Regions from separate parts of the Homo sapiens genome. Here region 1 is linked to region 2. Evidence: read pairs that join two places in POLR2A ChIA-PET (ENCODE). Cell type or tissue: IMR-90. All regions are shown on one strand.

Region 1 (8,000 bases), 200 kb before region 2:
GGGAGGAAAGAGACTGGGCTTACCTCTTGTCCCATTCACTCCAAATCTCTCAGTGCGTAGGATAGGGTCCATCTGGTCCAAAGGAGAGTTTTGTGTGACTCTGTGTGTTGGAGTGTTTTCGAAATGCAGAGAAATTCAGAGCTTCTCTAGCTTTGGCTAGAGAAGGAACAATGGAAGTGAGTCTTATTCTACCTAAGTTTGATGTGGGGCAGCCTGTTCTGTAGTTGCCTTCCAAGCCCTTCTTCTTTCTGATGCTTTCTTGGTACCATTGCCCACATGCTGCCTCCACCCTGGATGAGGTCTAGACCTGTTACATTGATTCTCAACTAATTAAAAGTCAATATGGTAAAATATTTGCAGCATTCCTTCTCCTTCCCTGTGTTCATTTCTGAAGCTCAACAGTCTTCCATACTCAAGCTGTGGGGAGGTCCCTTTCTCCTTTGACACCAGCCATTTTGTGATCTGCCCTTTCAGGCCACCCCAGCCACCCTACTTTCCCAGTCTTGCCTCTGCCTACTTCACCTCTTCTCTCGAACCTCAGAAGCTTCTGGAGTCTTCACAGTGGCCCTAATCATGGGTCTCATCCTTGTTTTCCTGTCTCTTTGAGGTTCCAGCAGCCAGCTTTGCCTCATCAGGCCTTTCTCTGAAATTCCCATCAATAACTACAAGATCTGCCCAGTACCTTGTGCATATCAGGTCTCAGGAAATTGTGAGTTTCTTGTTTCATTAAACATTTTTCTTTCCAGGAATCATCATTCATCGCATTGCCATATGTGTCCAGATCCCCCTTTTCAGGGAGCCAGTAATTCGAAAGCACTTGCCTGTGTTGAATATGGTGGAAAAAACAAATGTCAACCCTAGCCGGCCATCACTCCCCATCGGCCCACCCCATTCTCTTGTGCCAGTAGGACTTGCCTGTGTTTTCTTTGGGCAGTTCAAAGTTGGGCTCTTGAGAAGTTGCCTGTAAATTCAATTGAAGTGACCAGATCTCATCCTTACCCACTCTGTAGCTGCAGATAATAAACACTGGGGACTTCCCTTGTGCCTGTGTTTTAATGTAACCTTAAGACTTGATGCTCCCTGGAGTGTAAGAATATGAATAGCTACTCGCTGTGGATATTGCAGTTAATTACTCCTTCCTGTCCCATGTGGTCCCCAGAGGAATATGAGATTGCCACAAACATGGCAGCTTTCTTTGGGGAGGTGGGAGAGGGAGATGAATCTTGGGGCAAGGCACATTCTCATAACCATGTGGCTCCAGAAAGCTGCCTGACTCAGAGAATGGCTATAAATGCCCGGTTGTATGGATCTGAGATCCTCAAAGCCAGGTTCATTCACTTATTTATTAATTTAACAAACATTAGGCAGCTGTGGTGCTCTGTCTGCTCCAGCAGTGATCAAGACAGAAAAGATTTCTTCAATGCTGCGTGTGGTGGCTCACACCTGTAATCCCAGCACTTTGGGAGGCCAAGACAGGCGGATCACCTGAGGTCAGGAGTTCAAGAACAGCCTGGCCAACATGGTGAAACCCCGTCTCTACTAAAAATACAAAATTAGCTGGGTGTGGTGGCCCATGCTTGTAATCCCAGCTACTCGGGAGTCTGAAGCAGGAGAATGGCTTGAACCCGGGAGGCAGAGGTTGCAGTGAGTGGAGATCATGCCACTGCACTCCAGACTGGGCAGCAGAGCGAGAATCTGTCTCAAAAATAATAATAATAATAATAATAATAATAATAATAATAGTAAGAATACTGGGGTGGGGATGGTAGGATGCACAGTAAAGAGAATAATAAGCTAGTGATGAGCATCTAAGAAGAAAACACAAAACAGTACTGTCATCACAATGCAGGAGTGCTGGGTTGGGGGCCAGGTGTGGTTGAGGGGTGCTGTATTACGCTGGGTAGTCATTGAGGCCTCTGTGAAAAGGTGGCATTTAGACTAAGGGAGATTGGAAGGTCCAGCCATGGGAAGTTCAGGAGAAAGGATAAGAAGAAAAAGCTGTCACATGGGCACAGACTGATGACCAGCAAGGCTGGAACTTGGAAGATGAGGGAAACTGAGAGTGATTGTCAGCTCAGGCTGCTTTGACAAATTACTGTAGCCTGGGTGGCTTAAACAATAGACATTGCAGCATTCCCTCTCCCTCTCTGTGTTCATTTCTGAAGTTGAATAGTCTTCCATACTCAAGCTCTGGGGAGATCCCTTTCTCCTTTCACACCAGACATTTCGTGATTTGCCCTTTCTGACCACCCCAGCCCTACTTTCCCAGTCTTGCCTCTGCCTACTTCACCTCTTCTCTCCAGCGTCATGGTTGGAGAAGCATATTCTCATGGTTCTGGATGCTGAAAGTCCAAGGTCAGGTGTCAACAAGGTCTGGTTCTAGTGAGGGCTCTCTTCCTGGTTTGCAAACAGCTACCTTCTCACTGTATCCTCATATAGTGGTGGGAGAGAGCAAGCTGTGGTGTCTCTTCACTGATTAAGGACATTAATCCAATTGTATCAGGGTCTCACCCTTATGACCTCATTTGATCTTAATTGTCTCCTTAACAGCCCTACCTTCAACAGAGTCACATGAGGGGTTAGGGTTCCTACATATGAATTGGCAGGGTGGAGGTGGGAGGTGGCCGGGGATGAGACACAATTGATTTCATAGCGTCGAGTTATAAGATGGGTCACAGTATTAGATGGGACCAGAGCAGAGAGGGTCTGTAGGCCATGGCAAGAGTGAGAATTTACTCAATACACAGTGGAAGTTGGGGATGAGTGAGAAGCACAAGAGTGGCACACTGATTTCTACAACAGTCAGTCTAGCTGCTGGGTGGAGAAGGGGAGAAGGAGGAATAGTGGAAAAAGCAGGGAGACCGCTTAGGAAGCTGCTGGGACCGTGCATATGAGAGATGTTGGTGGCTTGAACCAGTGCTGGGTTTCTCAGCATTGGCAGTATTGACATTTTGGGTGAAATAATTAGTTGGGGAGTGGCAGGGCGGGGGGTAGGGGTGCAGTCCTGAACCAGTGCCAGGTTTCTCAGCATTGGCACTGTTGGCATTTTGGGTGAGATAATTAGTTGTGGGGGGCTGTCCTGTGTATTGCAAAATGTTCAGCAGCTTCACTAGTCTCTACCTGCTAGATGCCAGAAGCCCACCCACCCCGCCCCCTAGTCATGACAATCAAAAATGTATCTAGACATTGACAGATGTTAACCTGGGATTAGGGGGTGGGGAGACCAAAATTGTACCCTGTTGAGAACCACTGGACCAGAGTCATAGCAATTTGTAGTGGATAGATTTAGGAATATTTGAAGACTTGTAAAATATAGCCTGAAGGGAATGGAGACTGGGAGAGTGAAAGATACCTCTGAGACATTTTGGCTTGGACAGAACAGGGGGTGGAGGCTTCCATTCCTGAGCTGCAAAGGAGTGGGGAGGGAGGAGCAGTGTAGTTTGGGAAGTGTGTGGTGGAGAAGGCAGATGGGGCAGGAGCTCTGTCTTGCATCTCTCAGGTCAGAAATGCCTCAGACATCCAGGGGGGGCAAGCTAAGATGGAGTTGAACACAGCAGTGTAGGGCTCAGGGGACAGGCCAGGAATGGAGAGAAACATTTGGCACTCATCTACTTGTAGCTTCCCTGTCGAGAAAAATGAAATCATCCAGGGGTTTTCAAATTCAGTGGTCTCTGGACCCCTTCACACTGTTAAAAATGGAAAACCCTGCCACTGTCTACATGTTTATGTTGCCCCAGTAATCTATGCATTGAAACCTAATCACCATGTGATGATATTAGGAGCTGGGGCCTTTAGGAAGGGATTAAATCGTGAGGGTGGGGGACCTTTATGAATGAGATTGTGCCTTTATAAAAGAGAGCTGCTTTGCCTCTTCTGCTAGAAGGTGCCCTCCGTGAACCAGAAAGTGGAGCCCTCACAAGACACTGAATCTGCCAGTGCCTTGATCTTGGACTTCCCAGACTCTAGAACTGTAAGGAATAAGTTTCTGTTGTTTAAAAGCTACCTAGTTTAAGGTGTTTTGTTATAGGTGCCCAGACAGGCTAGGACAAACGCCAATAAGCTTTCGTTTATGTGGGTTGTATCCATTGATACTTGCTGTATGAAGAATTAAAATTAATAACTTTAAAAAGATTTATTGATTCAGAAACAGTAACAAAACTTAATATGCGTTAACGTACTTTTATGTTGGATAAAAACTATATCCCACCCCAGTATATGAATAGAGTGGCATTGTTTTATGTGTTTAATCTCTGGCTTAACAGAAGGCAATTGGATGATCATACCTGCTTCTATGTTTATTCTGCTGCCAATATCACACAGCTTCTGGAAACTTCCACGGCACACATTCATGAGACAATAAGAGTTAAAAAGGTAAACAGTGTCTTAGTAGTGTATGAAAATAGTTTAATCTCATAGACCCCCTGAAAAAGCTGCAGAATCCTTACGCGTTCACAAACCACACTTTGAGAACTAAAGATCAAGGAGTACAGTTTTCTCATTTTTATGCTGTTCAGAGTGTGGTTGAAGTTCAGCCATCACTAGTCCTTCACGGATAGTTCATACCCCAAGTTGATGGCCTTGTGGAATTGCTGATGCTATTTTCATATATATATATATATATAATTCTAGCCTTTTTCTCTGGTCTTATAAGAGTCACATACGTAGGTAATTTCATATCCTACAAATATGTTCTAAACAGCAGAATATTCCAGGAAACCTTAAGTGATAACTGAGTTGAAAGAGTCATATTTTTTAAGCAATACAATTTAAATAATTTTTAAAGGAAACATTTCTAAAGGACGTTTTACATTGCTTGCATTAAAAAGAATATAATGAACATAATCCAACTTTTTCTCAATACTCAGGGTCATCACTGTGAAAGTAACTTCATTCTATGATAAGATAATGATGCTCCCAGGTGGGCAAGGCAGTTTTTCATCTAAGGTAATTGAGACACCTTTTAAAAGCAAAAGATAAATTCACAGACCCTCAGTGTCATTATAAATTACTTGGTATAAAGATACTTAAATACCTACAGCCTTATAAGGCCTAGGTGTCAATTTTTTACGCTTGCAGATCTTTTACAACTGTAAGTTAAATGATTTTACACATTAAGTGCATATAAAACAAAAAGATTCAAACCCAAATATTAATTTAATGACATGGGTAATATTTTGCTAAAAGTAAACCACTGCTCAGAATGTGAATAAACTGACCTCGAAGGCCTGAGTACGTTTGAATTACGGAACACCTCTCTTTGACATCACAATTGAATTTTTTCTTTAAGTATCGCAAGGCCCCAGTTCACGGAAGTACCACAACATAAATTGGTCTTCACTTGGTATGTGAACACATATTTATATGTTAAATGTGTCTTTTCTTTTTGGTGTACAACAGCTAGAGTAATGCAGTTTGCTTGCAATGTGTTTTTTATGTAAATGCTGATGCCGAATCCACTTGGCAGCACTGAGTTACAAGAAGGTTAAGTAGATGAACTAGAAGATGGATAAACGAAGATAGATAAAATGAAGAAAAACAAAAATCAAGGAGAACTCAGGCGTCCAAGAGTGTGTAAACAACTTCTGGTGTGAGACGCGCTACATTGCGCTAAATGGCCTGTGCGCTTCTGGTTTTTCCCTTCCTCTGTTGATTTTTTATAGTTGTCTTTTATTTTAAACACGCCTCCCCCCCCCCTTTTTAAACTGATTTTACCATCACTCTCTCTAGCCCTGCCTCCCTAGAATTAGCTGCTTCTTACCTCCCTTGGATCTGGAACTTAAATATTAACGTGTATATAAGTTAATAGTAAGTAGACCGTGAATTTAGAAGAGTAAAACAGAATCATGAGTACGTAGTCACTGTGGCCCCTTTTCTGCTGGATTTCAAGTTCGTAAGCATTTTTGGAAGAGAGTCGAAGGGGAAGGGGTGGCTTGCCAGTCAGTTGAGTGATGCGTGAGGGAGGCGTTAAATGTGCATGATGCACTAAAATGCATGTTTCGAGATCCAGTATGACTGCTCTTCCATAGATGATGAAACCAAGGCAGAGAAATAAGATGTAACTCTCTTACCTTGATTAGTGATGAGAATGGGACAGCTTTATTCATGAAACCCGGAAACCACTAGCCCATTCTTGGGATGATTGATATCTGCAAGGATCTTCAGGAATAGAGTACCTGGGGCTCAGGAGCCAAGACTAGAAGTGTTGAAAGGTGAGCAGGAATTAGCTGCTGGCCTCAGACGTGGAGAGACACACGGGTGTATGTGTGCACACACACACACAGGCACATGTATATTCATGATGGCTTCTTAATTCCCACTCCAGGCCAACTCATTTCCCTTTCCCTTCCACAGGTACTTATACCATAAAAGGTATATGAAGTGCTAAAATACTTGTAGGTATGTTGTCAATATGAGCTACTCTGTAAATGATAAATAATAATTGACTGGTGAGTCTAGGCAAGGCAAGTCAATGAGATTACAAGAAAAGAGATGTTAGGCCTTCAGAAAGATGGAAATTTCTCTTTGTCCCTGCAGGGACTGTTGCAGAGCATTAGAGCCACCCTCAAACAGTTACCCAGTGAGTCTCCTCAAAGCAAGTGGCACTGAGATACAACCTTCCTACAGGTTTTCAAGTCATCTCGTGTGGTGCACAGTCCTCGCCCTACCTCGAAGGCCCGGGCGAAGTTTTCCTGAGTGTGTATACTCATCTCTTTGTGTTGTCTCTGGCAGGGAGCAAGTGAGTACAGGATTGGAGTAATAGGCATTTTTAGGCTTGAGATGGCTTTGTGTGTTTGGTTAATGTCACTACATTTCCTAGGGGATAATAAAAGTCTAGCATGATAAAAGATCTCGTCTTACAAGGTCCCGATGTAAAGTTTGGAGCCTAACTTAGAATTTAAAATAAAATACATTTTGACCCATTGTATTGAGAGCTGGTATAATTTAATATAGTGAGCCCCTCGGCTTCTGGTTGGTTGGGTTATAAAGCTTCTTATTCATTCGCTCATCCATTAATGCATTTCTCCTATGAGGAAGCTTTTTCCTTTGAGCTGAACACACAAAATTAATCGTGCTCGAACTCTCCAAATTTTGTGAGTTCCCTGGTAACTGACTGTATGGAAGACAGAAATAAAAATCAGAATAAACTTTTATTTTCTGAATCAGAAAGCAGTTGCTCCAGCTTTTGGTGGTCACATTGCTAAGATGTAAAAAACAGAAGTTAGGTGAAATAAATTAAGAATAATTATTTTGGAGAAAGAGAGGGTAGTGTTTGACTAAATTAGAAACATTCTCTGAGTCTTAGAAGCGTGAATGATTTAAATGAGGTTCCAGCATAGTATTGCATGTGGTTTCTATTTTAGAGTTTTCCCACTTGAAAACAAACTTTGAGGATTTTTATTGAAGTCCATCAGTTTTAACTTACTCAAAGCTTAGCAGCCACCTTTTGCTTTTCTTCCCGTTCCCCCCACCTCATGCTGTGAAGAAAGTCATACACCATTGTGGTGTTGATTGAAACCTTTATTTCTCCAGGTCTCCTCTCATAAACTGGGCTAAGAAACACAAAGGACATTTGACACTTCATGACTACATAAGATGTGCTGTTCCTCTCTCTTTCTGTTTGAAAGTGACTTGGCAGGGTGAAGTTGAGAACCCCTTGGAAAGGAGGAAGCCGAAATGCAAACAAAGTTGAATCATGAAGTGATGTCACTCTGAACCAATTGGAGCAGTGGTGTCATGTGCCTGGCAGCTACTTCAAATGCCCACAAAACAGGAGTAATGGTTTAAGCTGTTTCCCTCTTCCCCTCCCACCACCAATCAGCAGCAGACTGCTAGAGGACAGATGCAAAACAGTTATTAGACCAGGCTTAGTTAGACATGGAGGATGCATCTTAACAAGTTAGTACCTTTTTGCAAAGCATGAAGACTAATTCAAAGTCTATTTTCTGGTTTTGCTCTACCAGTACGGCCAAAACCATTTCTTTTTAAGTGAGAAGTGGGGA
Region 2 (8,000 bases):
ACTCTTGGCCTTAACCAATCCTCCTGCCTTGGCCTCCCAAAGTGTTGGGATTACAGGTGGGAGCCACCTCTCAGGGCCTAAGAGTTTTCTTATATATCAGCAATAACTAATTCTAATGTAATTGGAGAAAAGAGCCCATCCACAATGCCCTTCAAATATCAGAAATCTCTAGGAATAAACCTGGCAAGAAATGTATGAGATCCTTTTGTGGAAAACTGTGGAACTGGCGGGGTGCGGTGGCTCACGCTAGTAATCCCAGCACTTTGGGAGGCCGAGGCAGGTGGATCACCTGAGGTCAGGAGTTCCAGACAAGCCTGGCCAACATGGTGAAACCCTGTTCTCTACTAAAAATACAAAAATTAGCTGGGCGCGGTGGCTCACGCTAGTAACCCCAGCACTTTGGGAGGCCAACGCAGGTGGATCACCTGAGGTCAGGAGTTCCAGACAAGCCTGGCCAACATGGTGAAACCCCATCTCTACTAAAAATACAAAAATTAGCCAGGTGTAGTGGTTCATGCCTGTAATCCTAGCTACTTAGGAGGCTGAGGCAGGAGAATCACTTGAACCCAGGAGGAGGAGGTTGCAGTGAGCCGAGATCGCACCATTGCACTCCAGCCTGGGCAACAAGAGTGAAACTCTGTCTCAAAAAAAAAAAAAAGAAAAAGAAAAGAAAAAAGAAAAGAAAACTGTGGGACTTTAAGAAAAAAACATAGAAGACCCGAATAAAACAAAGGATGCCATGTTCTGTAATGGGAAGATTCGAAACTTTAAAAATGTTAATGCAAACCGATGTTAAAGACTAGATGCAACTGGCTTGCCTTCCCAGATATCCAAATATATGCTAAAAGCTAGGGTAATTAAAATAGTGCAGTGTTGTTGTAGAAATAGGAAAACTGTCAATAAAACAGCTAGAATGTGTATGAGAATTTAATATATAGTTAAAGAGATAATTCAAATTAGTAGCGGAAAGAATATACCATTTAATGGTGTGGGAACCATGAGATATAGCTAGATCCATTCCTTATGCCATATAGGTCAGTAAATTATGATTGGATTAAAATTCAAATCTGAAAATCAAGACAGTAAAAATACTGGAAGTAAATTTAGAAGAATTATTTTCTAGTTTTGGAGTAGTTTCAAAATACTCATGCGAGACGCAAAACTCAGAAACTAAAAGGAAAAGAGGAGGTATTTGACTAATACTGACTTTGGATATAGGAGTTGAATGAGAAGCAGGGAACTTTTCAGTTCATTATTCTTTATATATACTGTATACACACACACACACATACATATTTTAAAAGAACTGTTCAAGCTCTATACATGTAATTTTTTTTTTTTTTTGAGACAGAGTCTCGCTCTGTTGACCAGGCTGGGGTGCAGTGGCGCGATCTTGGCTCACTGCAAGCTCCGCCTTCCGGGTTCACACCCTTCTCCTGCCTCAGCCTCCGGAGTAGCGGGGACTACAGGCGCCCGCCACCACGCCCGGCTAATTTTTTTTGTATTTTTAGTAGAGACGGGGTTTCACCGTGTTAGCCAGGATGGTCTCGATCTCCTGACCTCGTGATCCGCCCGCCTCGGCCTCCCAAAGTGCTGGGATTACAGGCATGAGCCACCGCGCCCGGCCCTATACATGTTATTTTTTAAAAACAAGAGAACTTTAAAAAATGTAACAAAAACGTACATCAAAAAATGTATACTTCAGACCTTGAAGAAATATATTCTACATTTTTACAGCAGACATTAATGAACCTTTAGTCCTGTGTGCCTGTGGCTGACTGCCACAATTACTACTTGAGACCGTCACTATGACAGTTATTACCGTTACTACTTGAGACCGTCACTACGACAGTTATTGTTACTACTTGAGACCGTCATTACAGGACTGAACGAAAGGACAAACGTAGAAATGATTAAAGAAATCTGTTTTAAAGGAAGGGGAAACCGGGAAGAAGGGAGCTCCCTGCTTCTAGTGAGCGAAGGCAGCCCCCCGAGCTTCCACAGCCCTTCGCATTCATTGGGAGAATGAGCAGGGAGGAGGCCCTAAGACTGGTCAGCTGTTTGATTATCACAAGTTCTCATTACTAACAGGCTTCAGTTGTGTCTAATCCTAAACACTTGCACCTGGGTGGTGACTGCCCTCAGCAGTCCTTCTGGGCGGCAGACACAGGTTGTCAGTTTGCCAACACCCTGCTCTCATGAGAAACAGTTTGCTGCTTACTCACGTGGCCTCCAGTGGTATACTGAGTTGATCACGACCCTCAATCTTTCGGCCCCTAAGAGCCGCAGGGGGGTGGGGAGGTGCCAGGCTGCTGAGGCCTTTGGGTTCCTAGGCTGCTGGCATTTTAAAACCACCACTGTATTCCACCTCCCCTTGGATAACACGCAGAAACAGGCCAAGAAGAAATTACCTGCTGTTGGTTATTTCTATTTCAAATGAATACTAGCTGAACATTTACTAAATGACATTGTCAGGTTTCAGCAAAAGCGGCCTGTAATAGTTGGGTGAGGACAGGGAAAGACTTTGAAATGGGCAGAAAAGATTACGGGATGTCCTGCAGGTTCAGTGTGCTTTGGCCTATTTTTCAACTGTCTAAATTTTCGCCGCCAAAGTCGCCAAAACCGCCTCCGCCGCAGCCTCCTCAAAAGCCGCCCCCGCCGCCGCTGCAGCCAAAGCCTCCTCCTCCTCCTCTTCCTTCTCTCTCCTCCCTCACCTCCTCCTTCCTTCTAGGAAGCTTACTGGAGTGAAACTTGAACGTTTTCAAAAAAGGTTAACGCAAATGATTCTTGTCCAAAGAAACAGAAATAATAGAAGTGTGAAGGGGCGTGGGAGGGGGTTGACATGTGCCGCGTTCAGGCCCGGGGCACCGGCGAGGGTGGGCGTGTGAGCGGGGGGTGGGGGCGTTAACGGTGTCTTCTCCCCACAAATGAAAGAGAAATAGTAAATTCTCCTGGGGTGGCGAATCAGGTGGGAAGGTGGAGCCCACAATCTTTGCAAACTCTCTGGGGAGCCAGGGGTTGGTAGCTGGGAAGACTGTTGGGTGGTGACCCTGGGGGAGGGGAAGGGGCCGGGGAGCGGGGAACGGGGGCAGCCCCTGGGGAGGAATGGGAGAGGGAGGAGGACGCCAGGGGCACAGGGACAGCCTCCGGGGCGGGGCGCGGCGCCAGCCTAGCCCGAGGATGGAGGCTGAGGCCGCCTGTTGAGTCACAGGTAAGGGGAGCCGCTCTGGCCAGGCCCAGGGCCGCCCTCGTTCCTCCCGGAGCGCAGCGACAGCTCCTCCCCGCGTCTCGGGTTTCAATGGCTCGACCTGCCGGAAAGCCCCGGGCCCGCGCGCTGCAACAGGATCCCGTAAACAGCGCGCGGCGGCCAGGGAAACTTTCCCCGGAGCCGGCGCCGGGGTGCGGCGAGCCGCGCACCTGTTGTTGCCTCGGGACTGAACTGCAGCGGCGGACCGGCGAGCGGGGGGCCTGGACGTCGAGTGCGGGGCCGGCGGGGCCCCCGCACTCACCCTCGGGAGCGTTTAAGTCCCTCCCGGGAAGAAGGGGGAGGAAATGCTCGGGGGAGCCGGAAGAGGCACTGCCAGCATCAACTCCACGCGCGCCCCGGCCTCGGCGCCCGGCCTCGGTCACGGCTTCTCTCGGAGGTCCCCCGGGGACACCGGGCGCCGGGACTGACCCGGGCTTGCTTCCCAGGCGCGGGAGCGTGGGGAAGTCCCTGCCTTCCCAGGGTCTCCGCTGTCTTGTCTGTGAAATGGGAACCGCACAGTGGGGGAGAATTCTTTACGGCCGCTCGGGTTACTGCCAGCGCCCCTTCCGCCCCCGCCACCTTCCCTGCGCCGGGACGCCTCGGCTGTGGTCGGGGGCGCAGAGGTGGAGCGGGTCGGGGTCGCCGGAGCCCGGGCTTCGTGCCATTTCTGGCCCTGGAGCGCGCGCGTCCCCGAGCCTGTCGCTTCCCGGGCCCCAGGGGGTGCCATGCTTGGCCCTATCTCCAGAAAACCAGGCAGAGCGGGTGCACCTTCTGAATCTGAAAGCACGTGAAACAAAACACCCCAAAGCCCACCAGCCCCTGAGGTGCTCGGATAGGAGCAAGAGTAGCGCCCTTGGATGCTGAGAAAGTGCCTCTTTACCTCCTGCCCCTTCCCTTCTCCTTGTGGGGACATGTGGCGGGGCCGGGTGTGAGAATGAGACCCGTTTCCCGAGGGAAGGAGGGCGCGGTGACCGGCTGTTCCGGCCCCTACACGTCCAGTCCGACCCGTTAGGCGCCCTGGCCGCAGGTGGCCCGCCCTCCCCAGCAGCAGCTCAGCCGCAGACTGGCCACTTTCTCCCGCCACACGTCTCGGTAGGGAACAAAAAATCTCATAAAGGCTCCTCTACCTTTTCTTGGAAGGCAACTTTAGAGGCGATTTACGCTCTTTTATGACTTGCTCTAAAAGCTGTGACTTAGAGTTGCTTTTCTGCTGATTTTAGGCGAGTTAAGGAGGGAAGGTAGCGATTAGCCAATTGTATGGATTAGTTACATTTTTCGTGGACGTTTTAGTTGGCCTAGAGATTGAGAAAGGGTTTTTTGTTTATTTGTGTGTTTGTTTTGAGACAGAGTCTCTGTCACCCAGGCTGGAGTGCAAAGGCGCAATCTCATCTCACTGAAACCTCCGCCCCGCCCCCACCCCCTCCCGGGTTGAAGCAATTCTCCTGCCTGAGCCCCTCGAGTAGCTGCTTCTACAGGCGCCCGTCACCATGCCCGGCTAATTTTTGTATTTTTAGTCGAAACGGGGTTTCACCTTGTTGGCCAGGCTGGTTTCGAACTCCTGACCTCAAGTGATCCGCCCGCCTAGGCCTCGCAAAGTGCTGGGATTATGGGCCTGAGCCACCATGCTCGGCCGAGAAAGGTTTTTTGTCTTTCGTTTTGGAAGGGGAGATACTATTTCTTTTTTGATTGTTTTCTCTATGCTTCTTTCTAGAAAGTTGGGTTTCACGGTTGTGGATGGCAAGTACTGTTTCCAGTTTACATGTTGGAGAACTAGGACGAGGAAAAAAAGTGATTTGCTCTTTGAATCTCATCTTCCTCATCTACAAAATAGAGGAGATTCTGCCCACTTAGGGGCTTATTGTAGAGCAGTATTACACCGAGGTGCTCCCAGAAGCTCCTCCCTGCCCCTAGGCCTGTGAGTGATTTCATGAGTCAGAGGGTTCCTTCCAAGGATTGCTTTAGAGATCTGTCTTACTCTACCCAGTCTCCTTGCATTTTAATGGGAAAAGTAATGGTAATTTCATCTGCTGGAAAAGTATAGTTGGCTTAAAACAGTTAAAGGATTTTCCTGTATTTATTTCAACTTTTGCTGTGGCTTTGATGGTTACTGATGGCCAAGATGACACACAGCAGTTGCACATTAATCATTTCAACATGTGCTACGTCCTAATGGACTGGAGTTTTACATAGCTGAACCATTGCCTGAACTTTGGTAGCCTCTTTCCAAAAAGAGCTTGAGCAAATCATGTCTACTTGGGAATCTGATTTCCTGTAGCAAGGAAGCAGGAAACTAAGAATTAGGCTTTCCGGTAAGGCTGTATCCCAGGTCCCGCGGCGCTCTAGTGCTGAAACACAGCGAAAGGCGCACGACATCCCCTGGGAGCTGTGCTGTCTGTATAGGGCTCCTCACTGTTGGTGTGTCTGGTTTCCAGGAGGCAGGCGTGCTGTCTGAAGAGGCTTTGGAAGTACCCCAAATAATTCAGTTCTTGACCTGCCCCAGGGCCACACACATGCATATGCTCTCTCTGTCTCTCTGTCTGTCTGTCTCTCTCTCTCTCTGTCTCTGGATTTCTCAGAGTGTGTATGTGTTTTTAATTTCCCCGATGCTGCAGACCTTCTTAGGTTCCACCAGACCATCTGTTGCTGTCATTTCAGCTTGGAGTGCAGTGGAAAGAAAAAAGAAAGACACAGCCCGATTCTGTTACCACCCTCATCCTTTACCTTGGCCTTCCAACATCTATAAGAACTTAACCTGCCTTGTAAGGATTAGATGAGACTGTGTGCATAAGAACCGACCGCCAGGCCCGTGGCAAAACTGAGAGTAGATTGTGGAGAAAGCCATTTGTTCTGACCTCCTCCCTTCTGTTTACATACAAAACCAAAGCCTTTGTGAGAATTGTGTATGTTATGACCTTCATTTAGGAAGTCAGTTAAGTGTTTGAATTTGGAAAAGTTGGGTGTTCTGACAATTTACACTGGTAATAAAGCAGAGAGGGGCCAGTGCGGTGGCTCAAGCCTGTAATCCCAGCACTTTGAGAGGCCAAAGTGGATGGATCACCTGACGTTAAGAGCTCGAGACCAGCCTGGACAACATGGTGAAATCCTGTCTCTACTAAAAATACAAAAATTAACCGGGCTTGGTGGCGGGTACCTGTAATCCCAGCTACTTGGGAGGCTGAGGCAGGAGAATCGCTTGAACCTGGGAGGCAGAGGTTGCAGTGAGCCGAGATGGCACCACTGCACTCTAGCCTGGGTGACAGAGCAAGACTCTGTCTCAAAAAAAAAAAAAAACAAAAAAAAACAGGGCTAGTAGACTAGAAAGATAGCAGGTGAGGAGGAAAATTGAGGGTGACTCAGAAGCTTGGGTTTGGGGACGGGGAACAGGGACAGTGGTGACACCCATAGAGGAACTGGCTCTCAGCGGGGGAAATGGTGCAATAGAGACATAGTGATTTCAGAGTGTTTCAGGACGTATACCTCCCATTGCAGATACGAAGAATTGGGCAAAAACTCTAACTCCCGAGCTTAGGGGGAATTTAAGTGCTAATTCTAGAAAAGCCAGTGCCTGCACCTGAGCTCTGAGGGACCCCCTGTTACTTAGTGGAGAGCGAGCAGAGCAGATGGAACCCCGGGAAAGGCTGTCTCATCCTTTGGAGCATGAGAGGAGAAGAGGAGCTGAGGACAGGGGCAGAAAGCTCAGAGAGTGAGAAGTGCTGAGGACCTGGTTTTGAGACAAGGCTCCAAAGGAGGAGAGACCAAAAAGGAAAGAGGCCAGGGGCGGGCCTGATGCTGAGGGAGAGTGAGACATGTGCAGGTTTGGAGAGGCCCAGAAAAAGATCAGGGAGGGGAGAGTTGGTATATCTCGGGACGTTGAACAGGGTTGGGCATAGCTGCCATTTCCAAAGGGTTTGTGGGAATAAGAAAAAGGAGGAGGCTGAGCTTGAAGCATTAGGGAAGGGGGCTTTTCCTTTGTGTTTTTGGGTGGGGGAGGCTTGAATACATTTTTAGTAAACTAACCTTTAGGAACAGTTTACTATATGCCACGTATGGTGCTAAGCCCTTTCCTACATTACCTTAAATGATTTTAACAATAAATAGTAAACATGGATCCAAAAGTTCCCCCTTATCCAGGGGAATATGTTCCAAGACCCCCAGTGGGTGCCTGAAACCGAGGACAGGACCGAACCCTGTATATACTAGGCATGAATTTCTCTTTCTTTCTTCACAGACAGCTTCATGGATAGAAATTTGTTTTTACTGCAGATCTTAGCAAGTTCATTATAGGATTTTTTCTTTCTTTCTTCCCTTACTAAATTGAGAACTTTCACCTTTTCGCTTAAAGAAAACACTTTACTAGCTGGGCATGGTGGCTCATGCCTGTAATCCCAGCACTTTGGGAGCCCGAGGTGGGCAGATCGCTTGAGCCCAGGAGTTCAAAACCAGCCTGGGCAACATGGCGAAACCCTGTCTCTACAAAAAAGTGCAAAAATTGGCCAGGTGTGGTGGTACACACCTGTAGTCCCAGCTACTTGGGAGGCTGAGGTGGGAGAATCACCTGAGCCCAGGGAGGTTGAGGCTGCAGTGATCTGTGATGGTGCCACGGCACTCCAGCCTGGACGACAGAGACTTTGTCTCAAAAAAAAAAAAATATATATATATATATATATACATATACATATATATACACACATATATGAAGGAAGGAAGGAAAGCAAGCAAGCATCACTTCACAGCATCTCTTTGGCATTTCTGA

Evidence for each region. ChIA-PET counts read pairs that join two places held together with the same protein. Peaks named below come from ENCODE experiments on the same cell type or tissue, not always from the same donor. Only the 100,000 strongest peaks of a DNase experiment are listed, where the experiment ranks them.
Region 1: POLR2A ChIA-PET joins it to region 2 with 14 read pairs; 2 of 35 experiments call an interaction of 5 or more read pairs at or near these places.

What each region holds. Positions count from the first base shown.
Region 1 is chr15:98,815,600-98,823,599 of GRCh38, forward strand. The region is part of intron 2 of IGF1R (insulin like growth factor 1 receptor); the gene reads left to right. Among named protein-coding and RNA genes, the nearest start is that of MIR4714, 35 kb to the left of the region's middle. RefSeq lists enhancers at 6,873-7,431, 7,432-7,990. In IMR-90, no CTCF peak of the experiment used is centred here; a DNase peak (open chromatin) is centred at 7,692; H3K4me3 peaks cover 218 bases; H3K27ac peaks cover 42 bases.
Region 2 is chr15:99,011,603-99,019,602 of GRCh38, forward strand. LUNAR1 (leukemia-associated non-coding IGF1R activator RNA 1) reads left to right here and starts at 3,102. Exons shown (of 4, transcript NR_126487.1): 1 at 3,102-3,211. RefSeq lists enhancers at 3,211-3,310, 3,676-4,451, 4,161-4,290 and silencers at 3,471-3,550, 3,771-3,840, 3,911-3,970. In IMR-90, no CTCF peak of the experiment used is centred here; DNase peaks (open chromatin) are centred at 3,344 and 5,279; H3K4me3 peaks cover 676 bases; H3K27me3 peaks cover 184 bases.